2 separate regions of the Homo sapiens genome follow, and region 2 is linked to region 1. The links are chromatin contacts, found by Hi-C or POLR2A ChIA-PET in ENCODE. All regions are on one chromosome and are shown on one strand. The core of a region is the stretch at or near the end of the contact, and the rest is flanking DNA. Distances in the headings are between cores, read along the strand shown.

Region 1 (3,900 bases), core at 953-3,452:
TTTTCATGTGTAAATATGAAAACCTACTAGAAATGGGCAAAGAACACAATAGAAATTTCACAAAAAAGACATGCCAGTAGCTAGCAAGCATATCCTCATAAGCATATGCAAAAAAAATTTTCCTCTGCTCATAAATTGGCAGGGATTGTACTTAAGAAAGGAGAGAATAAAGACAGGAAATTAGGAGATGGAGGGTCTAAACCATGTCTGTGATATTAGGAATAGGAATGATTTGAGGCACAGAGTTGGAAAAAACAAAATAAAAAACATCTACTGACTGCTTTCCATGTATTTACACTATTTATTTTAATCATTACATCAATCCTATAAGTTATTACCTCAGTTTTAAAAATGAAAGAACAAAGAGTCTAAAGTTTAAGTATCTTGATTCTGGCTATTCACTCAGCAAATATTTACTGAACACCTACTGTGTGTTCAGTACTGGGCGACTAAGAAACATAAACAAACAGGTTGGGCGCGGTGGCTCACACCTGTAATCCCAGCACTTTGGGAGGTCGAGGCGGGCAGATCACGAGGTCAGGAGATCGAGACCATCCTGGCTAACACGGTGAAACCCCGTCTCTACTAAAAATACAAAAAATTAGCCGGGCGAGGTGCCGGGTGCCTGTAGTCCCAGCTACTCGGGAGGCTGAGGCAGCAGAATGGCATGAACCCGGGAGGCGGAGCTGGCAGTGAGCCAAGATCGCGCCACTGCACTCCAGCCTGGGCAACAGAGCGAGACTCCGTCTCAAAAAAAAAAAAAAGGAAAGAAACATAAACAAACAAAATAAACAAATATTCATGCTCTCATGGAGCTTAGATTCTGGCAAATAAATACATACATGGCATTTACATGTAAAGAAAGCTCATTTTTTTCCCCTAGTATACCACCCTGATTCTATACCTCAGTTTCATACAGGAATAACAATAGTTCCAAGATGCTATTAATTTTTCTAGCTTGGAAACTGATAAGATTTGTAAAGATGTTGTTCCCAATCAATCAGATAAACATAGAAAGAACAGTGAAATGAAAATGAGGTTGGTTTGAGACGTGCTGATTTTTATGGTGTCTTCCTCATGTCTACTGGTTCAATAAATAGCAACTGGAAACAGGGGAATGGGCTCAGCCCATGTGAGCGCTAGGGCTAGGAACAGCAATTGTGAATGCCACAGGGGGACACGCAACAACCCAGAAACACAGTAGAAAGAACCAACAGTGAGACAGCCCAGGACTGAACCTATATTTAAAGGGCTGAAGGGGAAAGAGAAAGGAATTAATATTATCTTGAAATTTAAAGAGAGTTTAAATGAAGGAGAAAATGTTCATTTATTTTGAAATTATTTCTTGGCCAGGTGCAGTGGCTCACACTTGTAATCCCAGCACTTTGGGAGGCCAAGGCGGGCAAATCACTTGAAGTCAGGAGCTCGAGACCAGCCTCGCCAGCATGGTGAAACCCTGTCTCTACTAAAAATACAAAAATTACCCAGGCATTGTGGTGGAGCACCCATAATCCCAGCTATTCAGGGAGGCTGAGGCAGGAGAATCGCTTGAACCCAGAAGGCAGAGGTTATAGTAAGATGAGATCGCGCCACTGCACTCCAGCCTGGGTGACCAAGCAAGATTCCGTCTCAAATAAAAATAAAATCAAATAAAAATAAAAATAAAATAAAATATAAAATAATTTCTAAATTTTTAAAAAATGGCACATGCACAGAGAAAATTAAAATAATGCTAAAAAGCTATTAATGAAAAACAGCAGTTCTCCCACTTCCAAGAGGCAGTTACTTTCAATGTTTTTGGTAGTTTTTCCTCAAAAAATATATACTTCCATACTAAAAAAAATTTTAAAGCTATATTTATCTGTTTTGAATATATTACTATTTGTCCATGTTATACAAAATCCAAAGGATAACTGTAGAAAGCATGTCTCCCTTCTAAGTGCCCTCCCCAGAGGCAACCAGTTAAGAATTTTTTACTGCATTCTTCCAGATAAAACATATACAAATATATATACATGTTATTTTGCTGTAGAAACGGCAGCATACTATATGCATTCTTCCGTACCTTGTTTTTTTCACGTTAATAAAAGATCTCAAAGATCACTTCACATCATTTGTTATAAAGAGCTTCCTTATTCTTTCTTAAGCTGCATTGCATTCCTTTGTATAGATGTGTCATAGTTTCAGGGGACCTCAGTTGATAAGACATTTGATTGTTTTCATTCATTTGCCATTTTAAGAAATGCTGTAAAATCTATAAAGACAGGAAGCAGTTTAGTGGCTGCCTGGGGCTGAGGCAACCACTAAACTGCTTCCTGTCTTTATAGATTTTATTACTATAAAATTGCAGTAAGTCTCACCAACTCAAAGAAAAGCAATTTACCTCCCTAAAATGAATATGTCTTTGTTAGAATGTGGGTGAAAATAATTTGGATCACTAAAAGAGGCTCACTATATCCTGTTTAATACACATTTATTTACAAATAAACATGTGTATATGAAAGTAAATTGTAGCCCTATCTGTCCTCTGATGGATTTATAAAACTCTAACTTGTAAAATTAAAGTATATCTACTTGTCATAAAAAATAAAGTAATTTATTAGGAAGATAGCATCTTAAAGTCTTAAATACATGTTTCAAGATAGAAAAAAAGACTTACCGTCCAAAATTTTATAAAGTACTCTAAAACTGTTGCAGCCACGAAAAGGCAATATAATAGGGAATACAATAAAAACAGCAGGAAGAATTTGTAATTAGAAAATCCCACACAGTTATTCACCCTGGAAAAATAAAGAAAGCCACATTATAAAAGTAAGACAAATCACAAATTCACAGAAATAGAAAGTAGGATGGAGGCTGCCAGGGGCTGGTGTGGTGTGGGGAAGGGGAGCTTTTTAATGCGAATAAAATTTCAGTTTTGCAGGATGAAAAAGTTCTGGAGATTAATTGCACAACAATTTGAACATACTTAACACTACTGAACTGTACCCTAAGAAATGGTTAACATGGTACATCTTATGGGAGTCTCATTCTGTTGCCCAGGCTGGAGTGCAGTGGCACAATCTCGGCTCACTGCAACCTCTGCCTCCCAGGTTCACGTGATTCTCCTGCCTCAGACTCCCAAGTAGCTGGGATTACAGGCGCCCAACACAACAGCCGGCTAATTTTTGTATTTTTAGTAGAGATGGGGTTTCACCATGTTGCCCAGGCTGGTCTTGAACTCCTGACCTCTTCGATGTTTTTTAAAACAATTAAAACATAATAATTAAAAAAAATAAATTGGGCCGAGTGCAGTGGCTCATGCCTGTAATCCTAGTACTTTGGGAGGCCAAGGCGGGTGGACTGCTTAAGCCCAGGAGTGCAAGACCAGCATGGGCAACATGGAGAGACCCCATCTCTATTAAAAATACAAAAAATCAGCCAGGCGTGGTGGTGCATGCCTGCAGTCCCAGCTACTTGAGAGACTGAGGTGGAAGAATCACCTGAGCCCAGAAGGTCAAGGCTGCAGTGAGACAAGATCATGCCACTGTACTACAGCCTGGGCAACCAGAGACCCTGTTTCAAAAATAAAATAAAACAAAACAAACACAAAGAAAGACAAATCAGAAAACTAGAAAACTTAATCATTATTACCTAGAAATGGGTCATCTGGGAAGTTGAGTGGTGTCTTAATTGTGAATGTTTGTATTTAATAAATTCCATAAGGAATGTGGAATTTTAATGTTAATTCTTAATACATTGTTATTTGGGTTAATTTCAGCAGATATTTTAATAGAAACCATTTAATATAACTGTTTACATACAAATCTATGCATATATGTAAAGAGATCAATCTTAATATCTATGAGTAAACTGGCCTTCAAAATTTAGGAATACTGAAGTTACTCTAAATTCTCTCTC
Region 2 (3,900 bases), core at 696-3,195, 36 kb after region 1:
TGTGTGTGTGTGTGTCTGTGTGTCTGTGTGTGTGCGTGCACACCATTTTAAAAGGAAGATTAAATACCTGATAAGTTGATACCGATATTTCCAATTAAAATTAAAGTCTACAGGGTTTTTACTTAACATCTTCTATCTCACATTTGTATCTCCTTTTTCCATTGAGAATTCTGGTTCTCAAGGACACAAGGGATGAAGAATTAGAATACCCCATATTGCTTACCCAATAATCTCGAGATAATGACAATAACACTGCCAGTAATATGATTACTTAAAAGTTTGAATAATTTTTTCATATATTCTCTCTCCATTCTCTAGTAGTTGTGCTGAATCAAAATTGTTAAAGCATATAGTATCCATTACAAACATTATTCCTCATTTAGTCTTAGTCTTGGGTCCACAAGAAAATAAATATTTAATGTTCATATTAGAGTTTAATTTGTATCTCTGCAGTCAATTTGGTTGTCTGAAGCTCATTGTCATTCTCTAGCAAACTAGTTTTGCTACAGATACTGTTCATGTTCTGTTTTTATGCAGTGATTTGGAGTGACTCAAAAATAATGTACTATTACCACCATCTTCCCTAAATCCATATGATGATGACTTTTTGAAAAGATCAGGCCAGATGTCTTGTGAAATGTCCTACAAATTCTAGAAATCGCTACCCATTAGCACACAGAGACATCCTTTTTTTTTTTTTAAAGCATTGCACAATATTCCGTTGTGTGGATATTCCAGTTATACAATCAGCCTTCTATTGATGGGCATCTGTGTTGTCGCCAATCCTTTGCCACTACAATGTTGCAATAAATAACCTTGTGCATGTGTTGTTTATTTGTGGAAGTTTATCTTCAGTGTAGATTCCTAACAGTGGGATTACTGAACCAAAAGTAAATCTGTCCACCATGTCTTTAGCTTTTTGCAAAAACCCTTTTATACGGGTTGTACCATTTTATACTTCTACCAGCAATGAATGAAACTGACTGTTTCTCTGCAGTCTACTCAATGAAGTTTTCAATCTTTTGGTATGGCAGGATAATTTTACCTCGTATTTATCTTATAAGTGAGGGTCAGTATCTTTTCTTATGCTTATGTGTCATTTTCATTTTTTTTTTCCTGTGAAACATCTGCTTACTTTTTTGTTTGTTTGTTTTTTCTATTGTGCTTGGTGATTCTGAGATGTTAGAGGCTTTCCTCATTGCCTTAAGATCATCCACCCATATTTTCTTCTAATGCTTGAATGTTTCCATTTTTTATATTCATTCTTGGTCCCTGTTGAAATGACCAATTCCAGGGGCAGGAAAAGTATCAAACAATGCTGAAATATATTGCCAGAAAGAAAGGAAGTACTAAAAAAACAATAAGGACACATCAAAGCACACAGAAACAAGATGGAAACTGGCTCCTACTGGCCAAATCTGGGACAAATTGAACAATAAAATACGTGTTAGATTATAATTCACAAAATAGAATTTGCCGGTGCATGCTGATATATGTGAGTGAATCAATAAATAAGTAAATGGGAGAAGGATAATCTCTTCCATACAGTAGAATTCTAACTAGTAAATGTAGAAGAAATCATGGAATTAGAAAACCACCATTTGGCAACCAGGACAGTAATAACTGTTTCAAGCAAGAATTCTCAATAGATGCTAAAAGGAGTAAGTGAAAGTAATAACAAACAGATTATTCACAGGGTTTCAAAATGTCTCCCAATAAGAAATGACTCAGGTTGGGTTCTCTGGAATCAGATGCTAAGACAGAGTTTGGGGTGCAATGTATTTACTAGGGACCAGCATATGTGAAAGGAAGGGGGAAGAGGTATAATTGGGCTAAGGGAGCAATCTCACTGCAATATAGTCCTGGCTTCAGCAACCGGCAGGGAGCTCTGAAGTGGGCAGTTCCACCCCATCTCACTCAGGCATTGTGTGCAAGCTGCACCAGGAAGGGTGTGACCTTGGGTGATATGAGTCATGCAGAAAGTGCTGGAAGCTATCTGCTGACTGCACTGACCAAAACTGAGCAACAAGTCCTTCCTCAAAAAGGAATCCGTGTGATGTGGTGGTCTAATAGAATATTAATTACAAAGAAAAACTGTACCTTTATAGAATGGAGAAACATAGCACACACTACCTTGGGTGTTGATCAACATTAATGGTCCCCAAAATGTTATAATGACACAGCATTACTTCTGTGACATTCTTGCTGAAAATACATATAGGCACATCTCATAAGGTGCTTTGATTTATTGTGCTTTGCAGACATTATGTTTTTTACAAATCGAAGGTTGTGGCAACCCTGCATTAAGCAAGTCTATCTGTGCTATTTTTCCAACACTTTGTGCTCACTTTGTGTCTCCGTGTCACATTTTGGTTAATTCTCACAGTATTTCAACCTTTTTCATTATCATAATATCTGCTCTGGTGCTCTGTGATCAGTGATCTGTGACGTTACTATTGTAATTGTTTTGGAGTACCACCAACTGCATCCATATACGATGGAAAACTTAATAAATGTGGTGTTTCTACCACTCCACTGACCAGACATTCCTCTATCTCTCTCCGTCTCCTTGGGCCTCCCTATTTCCGGAGACACAACAATACTGCAATCAAGCCAATTAATAATCCTACAATGGCCTCTAAGTGTTCAGGTGAAAGGAAGAGTCACACACCTGTCACTTTAGATCAACAGCTAGAAATGACTAAGCTTAGTGAGAAAGACATGTTAAAAACCAAGACAGGATAAACGCTAGGCCTCTTGGGCCAAAGTTAGCCAAGTTGTGAATGCCAAGGAAAAGTTCTTGAAGAAAATTAAAAGTACTACTCCAGTGGAGTGGCACTAACTTTGGCCCACGTTGTGTACGTGTACCCTAGAACTTAAAGTATAATAAAAAAAATTAATTTTAAAAAAAGTACTACTCCAGTGAATAGATGAATAAGAAAGTGCAATGAGGCTGATACAAAAAAAGTTTGAGTTTTCTAGACAGAGAGCCAAACCAGCCACAAACATTCCCTTAAGCCAAAGCCTAACTCAGAGCAAAGTCCTAACTCTCTTTAATTTTGTGAAGGCTGAGAGAGATGAGAAAGCTGCAGGAAAAAAGTCTTAAGCTAGCAGAAGTTGATTTATGAGGTTTAAGGAAATAAGCCATCTCCATAACACAAAAGTACAGGACGAAGCAGCAAGTTTTTATGTAAAAGCTGCAGCAAGTTATTCAGAAGATCTAGCTGAGATAATTGATGAAGGTAGCTATATTAGTCCATTTTCACACTGTGAAATTTGGGTGGGGACACAGAGCCACGCCATATCAGTGGCTACACTAAATAACAGATGCTCGCTGCAGATGAAACAGTCTTTTATTGGAAGAAGAGGTCACCTAGAACTTTCCTAGCCAGAGAGAGGAAGTCAATGTCCAGCTTCAAAGAATAGGGAGACTCTTCTCAGGAGCCAATGTAGCTGGGGACTTTAAGTTGAAGCCAATGCTCATTTACCGTTCCAAAAACCCTAGGGCTCTGAAGAATTATGCTAAATCCACTCTGCCTATGCTCTAGAAATGGAACAACAAAACCTGGGTGACAGCACATCTGTTTACAGTATGCTTTACTGAATTTTTTTTTTTTTTGAGATGGAGTCTCACACTGTCGCCCAGGCTGGAGTGCAGTGGCACAATCTCAGCTCACTGCCACCTCCACCTCCCGGGTTCACGCCATTCTCCTGCCTCAGCCTCCTAAGTAGGTAGGACTACAGGCGCCCGCCACCACGCCTGGCTAATTTTTTGTATTTTTAGTAGAGATGGGGTTTCACCATGTTAGCCAGGATGGTCTCGATCTCCTGACCTCGTGATCTGCCCGCCTCGGCCTCCCAAAATTCTGGGATTACAGGCGTGAGCCACCGCACCCAGCG

Evidence for each region. A loop is a pair of places that touch in the nucleus more often than their neighbours do. ChIA-PET counts read pairs that join two places held with the same protein, here RNA polymerase II (POLR2A). Pooled maps may share reads with other maps.
Region 2: a map of CD4-positive, alpha-beta memory T cell shows a loop between it and region 1 (2.8-fold over the local background). The contact joins two enhancer-like sites. A Hi-C loop is called at or near these places in 5 of 168 maps with a recorded cell type or tissue (CD4-positive, alpha-beta memory T cell, Calu3, endothelial cell of umbilical vein and 1 more), 1 of 37 single-sample maps with no recorded cell type and 8 of 50 pooled maps. POLR2A ChIA-PET finds 5 or more read pairs at or near these places in 5 of 52 experiments (A673, GM12878, T-cell and 2 more).

What each region holds. Positions count from the first base shown.
Region 1 is chr13:21,397,714-21,401,613 of GRCh38, forward strand. It overlaps ZDHHC20 (zDHHC palmitoyltransferase 20), which reads right to left. Exons shown (of 13, transcript NM_001330059.2): 7 at 2,660-2,780. Among named protein-coding and RNA genes, the nearest start is that of LINC00539, 55 kb to the left of the region's middle. Within about 2 kb of position 2,203, at least 2 of the 41 ENCODE cell types and tissues checked have a DNase peak (open chromatin) inside an H3K27ac peak, as active enhancers do.
Region 2 is chr13:21,434,091-21,437,990 of GRCh38, forward strand. The region is part of intron 1 of ZDHHC20 (zDHHC palmitoyltransferase 20); the gene reads right to left. Among named protein-coding and RNA genes, the nearest start is that of ZDHHC20, 23 kb to the right of the region's middle. Within about 2 kb of position 1,946, at least 26 of the 41 ENCODE cell types and tissues checked have a DNase peak (open chromatin) inside an H3K27ac peak, as active enhancers do.